Linked DNA regions of Homo sapiens: region 1 is linked to region 2. Evidence: read pairs that join two places in POLR2A ChIA-PET (ENCODE). Cell type or tissue: B cell. All regions are shown on one strand. Each heading gives the region's core, and the rest is flanking DNA. Links, peaks and the distances in the headings are about the cores only.

The links. Peaks named below come from ENCODE experiments on the same cell type or tissue, not always from the same donor. Only the 100,000 strongest peaks of a DNase experiment are listed, where the experiment ranks them.
Region 1: POLR2A ChIA-PET joins it to region 2 with 5 read pairs; 2 of 35 experiments call an interaction of 5 or more read pairs at or near these places.

What each region holds. Positions count from the first base shown.
Region 1 is chr19:46,700,318-46,708,485 of GRCh38, forward strand. It overlaps PRKD2 (protein kinase D2), which reads right to left. Exons shown (of 18, transcript NM_016457.5): 4 at 4,178-4,332; 5 at 3,852-4,074; 6 at 718-795; 7 at 482-635. Among named protein-coding and RNA genes, the nearest start is that of MIR320E, 5.0 kb to the right of the region's middle. In B cell, for the core only: a CTCF peak has its summit at 4,324 (motif pointing right); a DNase peak (open chromatin) is centred at 4,344; H3K27ac peaks cover 731 bases.
Region 2 is chr19:47,003,122-47,011,289 of GRCh38, forward strand. It overlaps ARHGAP35 (Rho GTPase activating protein 35), which reads left to right. Exons shown (of 7, transcript NM_004491.5): 7 at 1-1,956. Among named protein-coding and RNA genes, the nearest start is that of NPAS1, 13 kb to the right of the region's middle. RefSeq lists enhancers at 1-85, 86-832, 2,306-2,884. In B cell, for the core only: no CTCF peak of the experiment used is centred there; no DNase peak of the experiment used is centred there.

The DNA.
Region 1 (8,168 bases), core at 3,113-5,612, 300 kb before region 2:
GTTTGAGGTTACAGTGAGCCACAATCACACCACTGCACTCCAGTGGGCAACAAAGCAAGACCCTTTGGGAGGCTGAGGCGGGTGGATCACTTGAGCTCAGGAGTCAGGAGTTCAAGACCAGCCTGGGCAACATAGGGTAGACCCTGTCTCTACAGAAATACAAAAATTAGCTGGGTGTGGTGGACGAGCCTGTGGTCCCAGCTACTCGAGAGGCTAAGGTGGCAGGATCGCTTGAGCCCAGGTGGTCGAGGCTGCAGTGAGTCAAGACTGCACCACTGCACCAGCCTGGGCGACAGACCGAGACCCTGTCTCAAACAAAAAATTATTTAAAAAAAATTGTAGTGCTTTAAAAGGTTTGCCTCAGGAACTGGGAAAATTTATAAATATGAGGTGATGTCAGCCCATTGTAGAGAAAAAGAAATTGAGGTTCACTGTGCAGGAGGGTCTTCCCCCAGGGTCTCTTGGAGGGTTCTGTGTATACCTCTGGGCCTTGCCTCCCTCGCCTTCCTCCTCCTCACTGGCGTGGAGCGCATTCTCTGAGTGGGAGCCAGGGATGACACCGGAGTCCTCTGACTCATCCATGAGGGCGCTCTTGTCAGCCTCGCTGAAATCGGTGGCCTCCTCCATCGGCACATCTGTGGGGACGGAGGCATCAGAGGGGTCTCCACCCAGTCCTGCCCCTTCCCCTTTCTCCCCAGCATCCCCCCAGCCTCTCACCTCCATTGATAAGGGCCTCCCCCAGGCAGTCATTAGGGACGCGGGTGGCGCAGCGTTTGTGACAGTTAAACTTGCAGTCTGGTAGGACAGGGAACAAGGGAACGGGTGAGAAGGGGAAGAGAGGTTACCTGGAAGGCTTGAACCTTGACCCTAAGCCTCAGGCTCAAAAGAGTCTACTCTTGCTGTCTGGGTAAGAACACTGGCTGCTGCTGCCCTGGTCATTTTCCCACTTTCAGCCACAGTTTTCCCAACCATCGGGGGGGTCTTGATTAAGTAGGAGGGCTAGACTCAAAATCCCGACGACTGCTGGGTGCAGTGGCTCCCGCCTGTAATCTCGGTATTTTGGGAGGCCGGGGAGAGCAGATCATTTGAGGTCAGGAGTTCGAAACCAGCCTGCCCTACATGGTAAAACCTCGTCTCTACTAAAAATACAAAAATTAGCTGGGCGTGGGACTACAGGCGCCCACTACCACGCCCAGCTGATTTTTTTGTGTTTTTAGTAGAGACGGGGTTTCGCCATGTTGGTCAGGCTGGTTTCGCGCTCCTGACCTCAGATGATCCACCTGCCTTGGCCTCCTAAAAGTGCTGGGATTACAGGCGTGAGCCACCGCGCCCGACTTGTGTGTGTGTGTGTGTGTGTGTGTTATTGGTTCTAATGTGCTGTGACTCCAGACTCTGAACACCCTAGGGCTGGGTTCCTCAACCCGTGACACTAACACAGTGCCCAGGATAATTCCTTGTTTTAGGGCACTTGCTCTGTGTATTGTAGGATGTTTAGCTGCATCTCTGACTTCTACCTACTGGATGCCAGTAGCACTATCCCAGCGTACCAAACAAAACCATCTCCAACCCTTGCCAAACATCCCCTAGGAGCAAAACGGCCCCTGGTCGAGAACCATTGCTGTAGAGTTCAGTGTTTCCACGGTTCTAGGGACACTATACATCGAAGATTCTAGAGTTTACTAAAAACCTATTTTATGAAGGTTCTATGATTCTGTTTTTTGTTTTTTTTTTTTTTTTTTAAGAAACAGTCTGGCTGTCACCCAGACTAGAGTGTGCAATGGCACCATCTCGGCTCACTGCAACCTCTGCCTCCCAGGCTCAAGCGATCTTCCCACCTCAGCCTCCTGAGTAGCTGAAACTACAGGCACGCACTACCATGCCTGGCTAATTTTTCGTATTTTTTGTAGAGATGGGGTCTTTCCATGTTGTACAAGCTGGTCTTGAACTCCTGGGCTCAAGCAATCCACCCACCTAAGCCTCCCAAAGTGCTGGGATTACAGGTGTGAGCTACTGCCCCTGACCTGATTCCGTATTTCTAAGGCTTCAGAGTTTGATGTCCAAGTTTCTAGAACTCTAGACATCTATGAGTCAACACTTCTAAGACTCTTTAATGTCCAAGATTTTAGGGTGTTATATATCTAAACTCTAAAATTTGACAGTTCTAGGGTTCTACAATTCTAGGCTTCTCTACCTCCAGAATCTGCAGATTCCAAGGTTCTAGGATTCTATACATACAAGATTCTAGAATTTGATGTTTCTATGCTTCTTTAGCTCTAGGCTTCTAAGATTCTAGAATTTGATTGTTCCAGTAAATTCTTGAATTGGATGTTTCTAAGTTTATGTGGATCTAGGCTTCTGAGGTTCTAGAATTTTTTTTTTTCTTTTTTTGAGACAAGTTCTTGCTCTGTCACCCAGGCTGGAATGCAGTGGCACAATCATGGCTCACTGCAGCCTCAACCTCCTGGGCTCAAGCAATCCTCCCTCCTCAGAGTCCCAAGTAGCTGGAACCACAGATGCATGCTGCCATGCCTGGCTAATTTTTAATTTTTTTTGTAGAGACAGGGTTTCACCATGTTGCCCAGGCTGGTCTTAAACTCCTAGGCTCAAGTGATCCACCTACCTTGGCCTCCCAAAGTGCTGAGATTACATGCATGAGCCACCACACCTGGCTGGATTCTAGAATTTGATTGTTCAAAGTTCTGGGAGTCTAGAATTTCCAGGATTCTAGGTTACGATGGTTTCAAGCTTATATGATTCTAGACGTCTAAGACTCTCAAATTTGATGTGCCTATGTTTCTATTACCCTCAAATCCCATGGTTCCAAAATTCTCATGCTCTGAGAGTCTATAACTTGGGAGATCTAAGATGTGTAATCTAAAGTTCTGTTGTTATTTTAGCTGAATTCTATCATTCGGAATTCTTGAATGCTATGGTTCTGATTCTAGAATTCTCAGGTTCTACAGTTTTAGAATTCCATGCTAAGCACGTTATGAATCTAGGATTCCAAGGTTCTAAAGACTGAGGTTCAGCTGGGCGCGGTGGCTCACACCTGTAATCCCAGCACTTTGGGAGGCCGAGGTAGGAGGATTGCTTGAGCCCAGGAGTTCAAGACCAGCCTGAACAATATAGTGATACCTTCTCTCTACAAATGATTTAAAAATTAGCTGGGTGTGGCCAGGCGCGGTGGCTCACGCCTGTAATCCCGGCATTTTGGGAGGTCGAGGCAGGTGGATCACAAGGTCAGGAGATCGAGACCATCCTAGCTAACATGGTGAAACCCCGTCTCTACTAAAAATACAAAAAAATTAGCCAGGCATGGTGGCGGGCGCCTGTAGTCCCAGCTACTCAGGAGGCTGAGGCAGGAGAATGTCCTGATCCCAGGAGGCAGAGTTTGCAGTGAGCCGAGATCACACCACTGCACTCCAGCCTGGGCGACAGAGTGAGACTCCGTCTCAAAAAAAAAAAAAAGAAAAGAAAATTAGCTGGGTGTGGTGGCACCACCTGTAGTCCTAGCTACTTGGGAGGCTGAGGCAGGAGGATCACTTGAACCCAGGAGGTTGAAGCTGCAGTGAGCCGTGATTGCGCCACTGCACTCCAGCCTGGGTGATAGAGTGACACCCTGTCTCCAAAAAACAACAACAACACACACACACACACACACACACACACACACACAACTGAGGTTCTAAGATTCCAGAATTCCAAAGGTCCCAGAACACTAGGATTCAGGGCCCTCCCCTTCTGAGGCCCTGGGGTCCCAAGGCTCAGATCCTTGTGTCCTGCCACAAGACCAGGTTGGGGCGGGAAGGAGGTTCTGACCCTGTCTGTCCTCCCCGACAGGCCCAGCTAACCTTTGCATTGCAGGCCCTGCCGGAAGAGGCCCTTGAGGAGTTTCTTGCAAGCCTGGCAAACGGTGGGCCGTGTATAGCTGTGGATGAGGAAGGTGTGCGGCACCTTGACCTTGGAGAGCAGCATCTTGTCCAGCTCAATGGGGCGGCCCGTATACGATGAGGCAGAAGAGGAGGAAGAGGATGACGGGGGACGGCGAGGCAGGAGTTCGGTGGTGCTACGGCTCTGTCGTTGGCAAGAATGGAGGGGACACATCAGTGCGTTGGCCCCATGCCTGGGCCAAGTCACCCCCCTAGCCACCAACCCGTCCCATCCCCCATCTCCTCACCAGCTCTTCAGCCGTGCAGGGCAGGGACTCGGAGGTGCCGAGGCGCACCGAGTGGCCACTGGCCAGAGACGTGGATGACAGGCGCCGTTTGCGGGCCCCACTACAGTTGTTGGGGATGCTGAAGGCACAGCGCTTGTGGTAGTTCAGCCCGCAGCCTGCAGGGGGCGCCAGAGAGTAAGAGACATGGCGTCTGCCCCTCCTAGGTCTCTTCTTGAGAAGTTGTGCCCTTTCCACCCAATCTCTCACCTGGTCCTGTCCCATCACCCCCCGCCAGCACGATCTCCTCCAAAAGGCACTACTATCCGTAAGTGTATCAGCCCCTTCAGGCCCACCCCTCCTTAGAGTTCTGCCCCAAGTTCCAGCTTGTAGCCCCACCATCACCCCATCTGTCCCCCAGACCCTGAACACACCCACACCCCTTTTCTCACTCCAACAAGGGACACCTCAAAGGCTCCCCCCAAAGCTCTGTCCCCAGTTTCAGCTTGTAGCCCTGCCATCACCCCATCTGTCCCCCAGACCCTGAACACGCCTCACACCCAAAATTTTCCCACTCCAACAAGGGATACCTCAAAGGTTCCCTCCAAAGCTCCACCCCTAGTTCCAGCTTGTAGCCCCGACATCACCCCATCTGCCCCCCAGGCCCTGAACGCGCCTCACACCCCACCTTTTCCCACTGCAACAATGGATGCCTCAAAAGTCCCCGCCAAAGCTCTGACCCAGCCCCAGTCCTCTATGGTAAGCACCTCCTTCTAGTCCTCCCCAAAACTCCTGTCCATCTCCCTAGAGACACCTGTTCCCCCTTCTAACCCTGACCTTCCTTTTTCTGAGGCCCCTTTGGTTCCCCCTCTTTCCCCAACCCCAACTTTCCAAAAGAAAATGCCTCTCCTCACCCCCACCCCTAAGGTCACTATCCCTCCAGGTCTGCTCACCCCCTGTACCCCACTTTCTCTTTTCTGTAGACCTGGAATCCAGGCAATCCCTAAGTAGTGTGATTAAATCTTAGTAGTGTGGGCCACGCATGGTGGCTCACGCCTGTAATCCCAGCACTTTGGGAGGCCAAGGCCGGCGGATCACTTGAGGTCAGGAGTTTGAGACCACACTGGCCAACATGGCAAAACCCCATCTCTACTAAAAATACAAAACTTAGCCGGGTGTAGTGGCACACGCCTGTAATCCCAGCTACTCCGGAGGCTGAGGCAGGAGAATCACTTGAACCCAGGAGGCAGAGGTTGTAGTGAGCTGAGATCACGCCACTGCACTCCAGCCTGGGCAATACAGCGAGACTCAGTTTCAAAAAAAAAAAAAGAGTTCTCAGTTGTACTCAGGTCCATTGTACCATACTAGGCAGAAGTATGACTTCTTATTGTCTTATTTTATTTTGTAGAGACAGGATCTCCCTGTACCCCCGGCTGAAGCACAATGGCACAATCATAGCTCACTGCAGCCTTCAACTCCTGGGCTCAAGTAATCCTCCTGCCTCAGCCTCCTGAGTAGCCAGAACCACAGACATACACTACCATGCCCAGATAATTTTTTTATTTTTATTTTTTTGTAGAGATGGGGTCTCGCTACATTGCCCAGGCTGGTCTTGAACTCCTGGGCTCAAGTGATCCTCCCACCTCAGCCTCCCAAAGTGTTGGGATTACAGGCATGAGCCACTGTGCCCTGCCTATTTTATCTTTTAAAATCCTCATCCATGGAGAAATCAGCTCAACTCCCTGTTTCCCACTGGACGTTCTGTATGTGTGCTCTAATACATCTCCAGTGATTCCAAACGATTCCAGGATCGCTTTCTATTCTGGAGTGAAGAATGTTCCTCCAGCCTTTGGGAGCCCTTCTGGTACCCGCCTGCTCCAGGCTTTCCAGTTCCACACCTCCTCATTGTAGGCACTGTCTTGGCTGCATGCTGTAATCACGGAGGCAAGCTTGGAGAACGGTGTTGGCCCTGCAAGAAGAGCTTCAGCAGGGCAAATGGTCTTTGCACACAGGAACCATTTCCCAGTGTTGGCCTTGAATCACTCATGTGCCTTCCAGAATTTCAGAATCTTATCTATAACTCTCAGAATGAGTCTCAGGATAGAGTTAAACTCCTGTCGGAATGTAGTCATTTGGGGTTCTCTTGCCACCATAGGAACTGGGACCATCATCTGTGATGCTGCACCAGTGAAGTCTGTGCTGATAACCCATTAGGACTTGATGACACCAGGGCTGTATCATGACAAAGACTGCATATGCTGAGACCTCAAGAGTTGGATATGGTGTGTGGACGATGGCAATATTTATAAGAGCTTTTAATGCACTGAATCAGTATCTGCAGGCCTAGAGTCCTTAAATAATACAAGTATACTTTGGACTGCATGATGATCTGGAACACAGGATATTGGAGAAACTGGATTTCTTTTTTTTTTTTTTTTTTGAGACGGAGTCTCACCCTGTCACCCAGGCTGGAGTGCAATGGTATGATCTCGGCTCACTGCAACCTCCACCCCCTCAGGTTCAAATGATTCTCCTGCCTCAGCCTCCCGAGTAGCTGGGATTATAGGTACCCGCCACCACACCCAGCTAATTTTTCTAGTTTTAGTAGAGACAGGGTTTCACCATGTTGGCCAGGCTGGTCTCTAACTCCTGACCTCATGATCCGCCCGCCTTGGCCTCCCAAAGTGCTGGGATTACAGGTGTGAGCCACCGTGCCTGGCCCAGAATCAGGATTTCTGTACAAGCGTGGCACCCACGGAGCTAGAGATGCTGTCTCAGACCTAATACCCAATGGAACATCCAAGAATATGGCTCTAATTGCAGGGCACACCATACAAAAATGGAGGCGCATGGGGCCCAGCGCAGTGGCTCATGTCTGTAATCCCAGCACTTGGGGAGGCTGAGGAGGGTGGATTACTTGAAACCAGCCTGGCCAACATGGTGAAACCCCGTCTACTAAAAATACAAAAATTAGCCAGGAGTGGTGGTGCGCACCTGTAATCCCAGCTATTTGGGAGGCTGAAGCAGGAGAATTGCTTGAACCCAGGAGGTAGAGGTTGCAGTGAGCCAAGACCACGCCACTGCACTCCATCCTGGGTGACGGAGCAAGACTCTGTCTCACACACACAAAACAATGGAGCCACAGGGTCTCATCACAGAATGGATGGTCCTCACCTGTCATCTGTCCTCATAGCCAATGCAGGTACATGGCCTTCATCTGTAGGCAGAGCCCCGATTTCAACATTCTCACTCAGAAGCATGAATAACAGGGACAGAGGACCTATATAGATCTTGACACTTGGGCTGAACCTTGAGACATCTTGGCTTAAAGAACTGTATGTTTTGGACAGGCGCGGTGGCTCATGCCTGTAATCCCAGCACTGTGGGAGGGCAAGGCGGGTGGATCATTTGAGGTCAGGAGTTCAAGACCAGCCTGGCCAACGTGGTGAAACCCCGTCTCTACTAGAAATACAAAAATTAGCCGGGCAGTAATGGTGTGTGCCTGTAATCCCAGCTACTCGGTAGGCTGAGGCAGGAGAATCGCTTGAGCCTGGGAAGTGGAGGTTGTGGTGAGCTGAGATCGCGCCACTGCACTCCAGCCTGGGTGACAGACTGAGACGCTGTCTCCAAAAAAGAAAACCTGTATATTTTTAAACTATGATTTAAGGAGATATGTATGGGTGCTGTTATGGACTAAATGTCTGTGTCTCCCCCAAAATTCTTATGTTGAAACCCTAACCTCCAATGCAACTATATCTGGAGACGGTGCCTTTATGGAGGTAATTAAGGTTAATTGAGGCCGAAAGAGTGTGGCTGTAATCCAATGGGACTGGTGACCTTTTTTTTTTTTTTTTTTTTTTTTTTTCTGAGACAATCGTGTTCTGTCACCTAGGCTGGAGTGCAGTGGCATGATCACGGCTCACCGCAGCCTCAACCTCCCAGGCCCAGGTGATCCTCCCACCTCAGCCTCTTGAGTAGCTAGGACTAGAGGTATGCACCACCATGCCTGGCCAAT
Region 2 (8,168 bases), core at 2,496-4,995:
AGGACATCTCGGTCGTTTGAGGGGCATGGCCAGTCGTGGCAGGCCGGCCTTCAGCGTCCGGTCAGGGAAGCGTGCAGCCCAAATGGGCACTTGCATGGGAGCCACAGAGGAGCGTCCCTGGGGATTGTTGGGACCATGCTGCCCCCACTCCCGCTTTTGTTGGGGCTCTAAGTTCTGGAAGGTGTGTGCACAGAGGGTGCTCATGGGACTCGCATGCAGCTCTCAGCACTGGGTGGGAGGGCGTTGGCTTGTCCAGAATGGGGACGTGGGGCAGCCACCCCTGCCCAGCGAGAGCGCAGACACCGTGTGAGGGGACAGCAGCCCTTGGTGCAAAGCCAGAGACTGATCCTGGCTCTGACGGCTGAAGAGGGAAGACCCAAGGCTGGGTGGCGTGGCTCGTGAATCCACTTAGAATTCTTGGCTTGTGTCGCATACTGGGTGTCACGGCACACATTTACTCTGCATTGTCCCCGTCTTTCCCATCGCCTAGCGTTTGGGGAGGAACAGGGAGAGAGCTTCGGGGCGTCTGTCTCCGTGCTCTCCTGCCTCCACCGCCTTGGTTTTGCTTCCTGCTGGAGGCAGGGCACCTGCTGCGACCCAGATTCTTCTGCAGGATGTGTCTGTCTTTGTCACGGTGGACAGAGGGTGACATCATAGGAGCAGCTCGCTGGCCAGAAGGGGATGGGGGCATCCCTGTGCCTCACTCAGCTCCTGCTGCTCTTAGGGAAAGGAGGCCTGGGTCAAGCCAGCATCCCCTTGGTAAAGACCCCCGCAGGCCACCAGGCATTCTGGACACGCACACACACACACACACACACACACACACACAAAACTTCACAGCAGGCCAGCTGCAGTGACTTGTCATCAAGAGTCACCTCAGCTGCGCCCCCCTCCCATCCTTTCCTATGAGAAGCCACTGCTTTGGGGGCGCCGGCTAGAAAAAGTAGGGTGCGGTGGCCAGGAGGGCCCCTGCCGCGCGGGGGGCTGGGTCTGGTTGAGTCGCTGCTTTCCCGAGGGCAGCGCAGGGATCCGGGGAAGCTGCGGCAGGGAGCGGGCGCCGGCTTCGTGGCTCTGAGGTGTAACGGGGGTGGGCTCCCTCCCTCGGAGGACATCGTCTGTGTCCAGGTCAGAAAGTGGCCCAGGAAGGGGGCAGTTTCTGTCGCGGGTCCGGTGGGGGCGCGGCCGCGGTGCGGTCGGTGCAGCGTGGCCAATGCGCGGCGCGCGCGGGGGACAGAGCAGGAGGCGGTCTGTCACCTCGGCCACTGCTGACCTGGGCTGGCCTCCCCCAGCCCTCCCGTGGCGGAGCCGGCAGCGATGCTACAGGCCTAAGTTATTGTTTGCATAAAAAGAATCATGTTCCCTGTGTACATTTAAGAAAAAAACAAAAAAACGGAAATGTCAGAATTGTATGGAAATAAAACTTGTTTGAAAATTTGGAATAGTGCTGCTGCCAGCTTATTTTTCTGGTACTTGTATTTTCACATGTTAAATGATCTTTATATATGTTGAATTAACAAATATTTTGAGTTTCTGAGAAAAAACAAAACATATTAATGGTATTGAAATGTGTTAGTAGTCTGGCTGTGTGCCCAAAATTCTGTTTCGCAGCAAAAGTGAAGACCTGTATGTAAAGAAAGTATAACAATTATTTCTTTGTATTTTAGGGGCTTTAACCGGAACATCGTCTAGCTGGTGTTAGGAATGTTTGCTTAATTTCCAGACTTTTTTTTAAAAACACATCGTGGGTTTTTTGAGGCTCCAACCTGATTAGTGCATGGTCAGCCCTCAATGAAGGCTGAGGCATCTCTGACTGAGGTGTTTTTGTTTGGTTTTGTTTTTTAAAATCATGTATTTGCTACAAAGTATTGTACTTGTCTCAATGGGAATGGTGTAAAAAACAAAAGGCCTTATGTGATCTGTATCATAGTTAATAAATGAATCTTGTAAAAAACCAAACCTGAGAGAAGTGAAGGGGGGCCTCCTCCTTACCGGGCCAGTGCAGCACACACCAGGGTTTCACAGGCTTAGGCGCCCGGGGGGGGAAGCAGGAGGCTCCCACAGGAGAGGCCTCGGCCAGCACGAGCCCCCCCTCCCGGCTCTCACCTGCTTTCCTCTCCAGCACAGCTTCCCAGAAGGCCGCGTCATTCCTGTGGTTTCTCAGCATCACCTAAAGTGCCTCCCACAAACCCCCATGGCCGCAGGAGCTGCAGGCAGGCGTGGGGAGGGGATGCCAGAGGTGCCGCTCCTGACCTTCCTTCCCACTCCCCTCCGGCCTGAGGCCACGCGGGTGGTACCGGGAGTCAGATGCCCCTGTTCACTTCCTGGGTGAGTTCCAGGGGCAGGGTCATGAGCAGGCTTGTGGCCAGGAGGTGGCCGACCTCAGACCCTTCTCAAGGGAGGGGTCAGGGCTGAAGTTCTGAGAGGGGAGAGCCTAAGGTCACACTCACTCCCTGGTGCTGGCCCTGGGGTCAGAGACCCAGGCTCTATGCCAGAGTTAGCCACCGTCACCACCGTCATCCAGGACAGCACCTCCAGGGACGGAGGTGGGCTGCTTCCCAAAGAAGCCTTGCCACCAAAAACACCTCCTCTCTGCTCACCCCCTAAAAAACTCTCGTTAGGAATATCTTCCTCTTTCCAGTCTCCCAGGCTCAAGTTTGCTCTATCCTTGGCCCCCTCCTTACTTACCCCTGACTGCTTCTAAGATCCCAAATGTCACTTGAGCGTGACTCTGCTGTTCCCTCTGCCTCCATTCTAGCCTAGACCTGAATTCAAGCTCACTAGACTCTGATAGACACCCCCACACACTGAATGGCCCCCCTGCCCTCAATATTCATGGCAGAAGAGTGAACTATTCAGCATACAAGATGCATCCTTCCCTGCCTGTGCCCATAGCAGACATGGCTAGCTGATCACCGCACTCTGCCACACCCCTCTCCAGGCAGCCACTGCCAATCAATAGGGGCTGGCACCAGAGATGACGTCTGTTTGCCACTGCCTCAGCCAGGCAGGCAAACAAACGGAGATGCCTACTGACCATAGCCCAGGCTCCTTGGCATCCATGCAGAACCCCACGCTCTGTCTGGATCCATCCTGCTCTTCTCTCCCACTCCTCTAACCCAACTCCCCAACATCAGTCAAAATTAGTCTTTTTTTTTTTTTTTTTTTTTTTTTTTTTTTTTGACAGAGTTTTGCTCTTGTTGCCCAGGCTGGAGTGCAGTGGCTCGATCTAGGCTCACTACAACCTCCGCCTCCCCGGTTCAAGGGATTTTCCTGCCTCAGCCTCCTGAGTAGCTGGGATTACAGGCATGCACCACCACACCTGGCTAATTTTATATTTTTAGTAGAGACGGGATTTCTCCATGTTGGCCAGGCTGGTCTCGAACTCCTGGCCTCAGGTGATCCGCCCACCTCAGCCTCCCAAAGTGCTGGGATTAGAGGCGTGAGCCACCTCGCCTGGCCGAGTCTCATTCTTTTGAGTGCAGCTGGCTGCTTTCTGCTTCCAGATCCTTGCTTTGAGCACTTCCCTCTGCCTGAAATTCCTTCCATCCACCCTTCCCCAAACCTCTAGCCTGCCCATCAGATCCTACCCTGTTCTTCAAAGCCAGTCTTTCTCCAGAAACATCCCTGACCCTCTCCACTCACGGATTCACCCTGCAGCTGGGATTTACCTGCTGGGGGTTTATGTCACTCCCCGTGAGCGCTCCAGGGTTTCTCCTTTGTTTTTTTGAATTAAATCTCTACATCCTCCTGGTGTGCAGTTGGTACTCAATGTGTGCTGACAGAAACCTGTCTTCTCTATTTTTTTTTTTCCTTTTCTTAGTCTGTTGTCCAGGCTGGAATGCAGTGGCACAAACACGGCTCACTTCAGCCTTGAACTCGCAGGCTGAAGCAATCCTCCCACCTCAGCCTCCAAGTAGCTGGGACTACAGAGGCACATGCTACCACATCTGGCTTTTTTTTTTTTTTTTTTTTTTTTTTCAGAGATGGGATCTCGCTCTATTGCTCAAGCTGGTCTTGAGCTCCTGGGTTCAAGCGATCCTCCTGCCTCGACCTCCCAAAGCACTGGGATGACAGGCATGAGCCACCATGCCCGGCCTGTTCCTCCCTTCTTTGGGCAAAGGCTGAGCCATCTGGGGGCCCCGCTCTGTGCTAAGCTGGGTTGAGGGAGAGACCAGAACCAGATAGGCAGTGGGCTCTGGGTGCTGACTGGCCAAGGAGTGTCTTTTTTTTTTTTTTAGACGGAGTCTCCCTCTGTTGCCCAGGCTGGAGTGTGATGGCGCGATCTCGGATCACTGCAACCTCTGCCTCCTGGATTCAAGTGATTCTCCTGCCTCAGCCTCCCGAGTAGCTGGGATTACAGGTGCCGCCACCATGCCCAGCTAATTTTTGTATTTTTAGTAGAGATGGGGTTTCACCATGTTAGCCAGGATGGTCTTGATCTCTTGACCTCGTGATCCACCCGCCTCGGCCTCCCAAAACGCTGGGATTACAGGATTACAGGCATGAGCCTCCATGCCCGGACTTTTTTTTTTTTTTTTTTTTTTTTTTTTTTGAGACAAAGTCCTGCTCTGTCGCCCAGGCTGGAGTGCAGTGGTGTGATCTCAGCTTACTGCAGCCTCCACCTCCCGGGTTCAAGCAATCCTTCCACCTCAGCCTCCCAAAGCACTGGGAGGGCAGGCGTGAGCCCCTGTGCTCAGCCTTCTCTCGCTCTTGCTCTTCAAGACTTGTGTGCTTTCTAAACACGAGCCTCACAACCACCAGCACCCACGTTGAGAGCTTTGGGGGGCAGCTTCGCGGCTCCCAGATAGGCCACCCCAGGAGGCCCAACAAGATGCCTTATGCGTGGTAAGCCTTCATTCGGTTTTTCGAACGCGGTGGTCTCAACCTTGCCCTTGACCTGCCCCATCTGTAAACCACCCTCTCCCACGTGACTCCAGCCTAGACCTCCGCTGCAAGCAAAACATCATATCCACCTGTCTATGACACTCTACTTGGGGACTCCACTGTGACACACCCACAGCCAAACTCCTGACCCTTTCTCCAAACAGGTCCATTCCCCAGGATCCCCCCCTCAAGCCAGAGAGAGACCCTGGGGGCCCCCTTGGGGTGTCTCTCTCCCTTCCAGTCAACCAGGTACAACTCCCAGTTCCATTTTGCCTTCCAGCACACTCCCCTTCCTGCTCCCTGCACCCCAGCCCTGTCTGATCTCACCAAGACATCTGCCCTCCATGCTCACCCACTCCCATCTCCATGAGGGCAGATCAGATCTCACATCTAGCCATGTGTCTCCTCCCGTAACATCCTCCAGGGATCTCCAATGCCCTTAGAGGAAGCCTGAACTCTTCCACAGGGTCCCACCCCCGACCCCGCCCACCTCCCAGGAGCCTTTCCTTGCACTCTGGTCCAGATACTCCAACTCCCCTGGGGCCTGCCCACCTCGGGCATTTTGCAGTATTGTCCCCTCCTCCTCCAAGACTGTCCTCCCTTGAGGCCATCCCACCTTGCTAACTTTCTCCTGGTCCTTCAGATTTCAGCTCCTCAGACTCCTCCACAGGGAAAGCCCTCCCTGACTCCCCCAGCCAAGATGGGTCTCTTTGCTTTCAGATGAGATCGAGTGGGTTCAGGGTGTATGGCCGTAGACTCTCCGTGCTTTCAAAGGAAAAAAATAAGTTCTTTCAGAGTACTTTCTGAGCTGAGCATGGTGGCTCATACTTGTCATCATAGTGCTGTGGGAGGCCAAGAGAGGAGGATCACCTGAGCCCAGGAATTCAAGAACAGCCTGTTCAACAAAGTTAGACCTTGTCTCTACAAAACATTTCTTTTTTTAATTAGCAGCTTGGGGCCAGGTGCAGTGGATCACGCCTGTAATCCCAGGACTTTGAGAGGCCGAGGCGGGCAGATCACCTGAGATCGGGAGTTCAAGACACAGCCTGAGCAACATGAAGAAACCCCGTCTCTACTAAAAATACAAAATTAGGAGCTCTCCCTCTCCGTCTCCCTCTCCCTCTCCCCACGGTCTCCCTCTCCCTCTCTTTCCACGGTCTCCCTCTGATGCCGAGCCGAAGCTGGACAGTACTGCTGCCATCTCAGCTCACTGCAACCTCCCTGCCTGATTCTCCTGACTCAGCCTGCGGAGTGCCTGCGATTGCAGGCTCGCGCCGCCACGCCTGACTGGTTTTGGTGGAGACGGGGTTTCGCTGTGTTGGCCGGGCCGGTCTCCAGCCCCTAACCGCAAGTGATCCGCCAGCCTCGGCCTCCCAAGGTGCCGGGATTGCAGACGGAGTCTCATTCACTCAGTGCTCAATGGTGCCCAGGCTGGAGTGCAGTGGCGTGATCTCGGCTCGCTACAGCCTCCACCTCCCAGCCGCCTGCCTTGGCCTCCCAAAGTGCCGAGATTGCAGCCTCTGCCCGGCTGCCACCCCGTCTGGGAAGTGAGGAGCGTCTCTGCCTGGCCGCCCATCGTCTGGGATGTGAGGAGCCCCTCTGCCTGGCTGCCCAGTCTGGAAAGTGAGGAGCGTCTCCGCCCGGCCGCCATCCCACCTAGGAAGTGAGGAGCACCTCTTCCCGGCCGCCATCACATCTAGGAAGTGAGGAGCGTCTCTGCCCGGCCGCCCATCGTCTGAGATGTGGGGAGCGCCTCTGCCCCGCCGCCCCGTCTGGGATGTGAGGAGCACCTCTGCCCGGCTGCGACCCGGTCTGGGAGGTGAGGAGCATCTCTGCCCGGCCGCCCCGTCTGAGAAGTGAGGAGCCCCTCCGCCCGGCAGCCGCCCCGTCTGAGAAGTGAGGAGCCTCTCCGCCCGACAGCCACCCAGTCTGGGAAGTGAGGAGCGTCTCCGCCCGGCAGCCACCCCGTCCGGGAGGGAGGTGGGGGGGTCAGCACCCCGCCCGGCCAGCCGCCCCGTCCGGGAGGTGAGGGGCGCCTCTGCCCGGCCGCCCCTACTGGGAAGTGAGGAGCCCCTCTGCCCGGCCACCACCCTGTCTGGGAGGTGTGCCCAACAGCTCATTGAGAACGGGCCAGGATGACAATGGCGGTTTTGTGGAATAGAAAGGCGGGAAAGGTGGGGAAAAGATTGAGAAATCGGATGGTTGCCGTGTCTGTGTAGAAAGAAGTAGACATGGGAGACTTTTCATTTTGTTTTGTACTAAGAAAACTTCTTCTGCTGTGGGATCCTGTTGATCTGTGACCTTACCCCCAACCCTGTGCTCTCTGAAACATCTGCTGTGTCCACTCAGGGTTAAATGGATTAAGGGCGGTGCAAGATGTGCTTTGTTAAACAGATGCTTGAAGGCAGCATGCTCGTTAAGAGTCATCACCACTCCCTAATCTCAAGTACCCAGGGACACAAACACTGCGGAAGGCCGCAGGGTCCTCTGCCTAGGAAAACCAGAGACCTTTGTTCACTTGTTTATCTGCTGACCTTCCCTCCACTATTGTCCTATGACCCTGCCAAATCCCCCTCTGTGAGAAACACCCGAGAATTATCAATAAAAAATAAATAAATTAAAAAAAAAAAATACAAAATTAGCCAGGCGTGGTGGCGCATGCCTGTAATCCCAGCTACTCGGGAGGCTGAGGTGGGAGGATCACTTGAACTCAGGAAGTTCAAGGTTGCAGTGAGCCAAGATCGTACCACTGCACTCCAGCCTGGGCAACAGAGCCAGACCCTGTCTAAAAAAAAGAAAGAAAAAAAAAGTACTTTTCTCGGTGTGTTATTCATTCAGGCTGGGGCACACAGACATTAAACAAATCCCTGCCCGGAGCTGACATCCTAGTGGAAGGAACACAGTAAACAAATGAATGTGGCCATTATTTAGGCAGGACCGAGGAGTTAACGAGGATTCAGTTGTTGGGAGCACTTGCCTCAGTTGCAAAACTTAACAGAACACGAAAGAGACTTCAGTCATCAACATAAAAATATTTCAGCACAATGTTTTCAAAAAGCAAAGTTGCTGTTAGCCTAATACTGCTCTAAAAAAAAAATGTCAGCCACGCGTGGTGGCTCATGCCTGTAATCCCAGCACTTTGGGAAGCCTAGGCAGGCGGATCACAAGGTCAAGAGATCAAGACCATCCTGGCCAACATGGTGAAACCCCGTCTGTACTAAAAATACAAAAATTAGCTGGGCGTAGTGGTGTGCGCCTGTAGTCCCAGCTACTCGGGAGGCTGA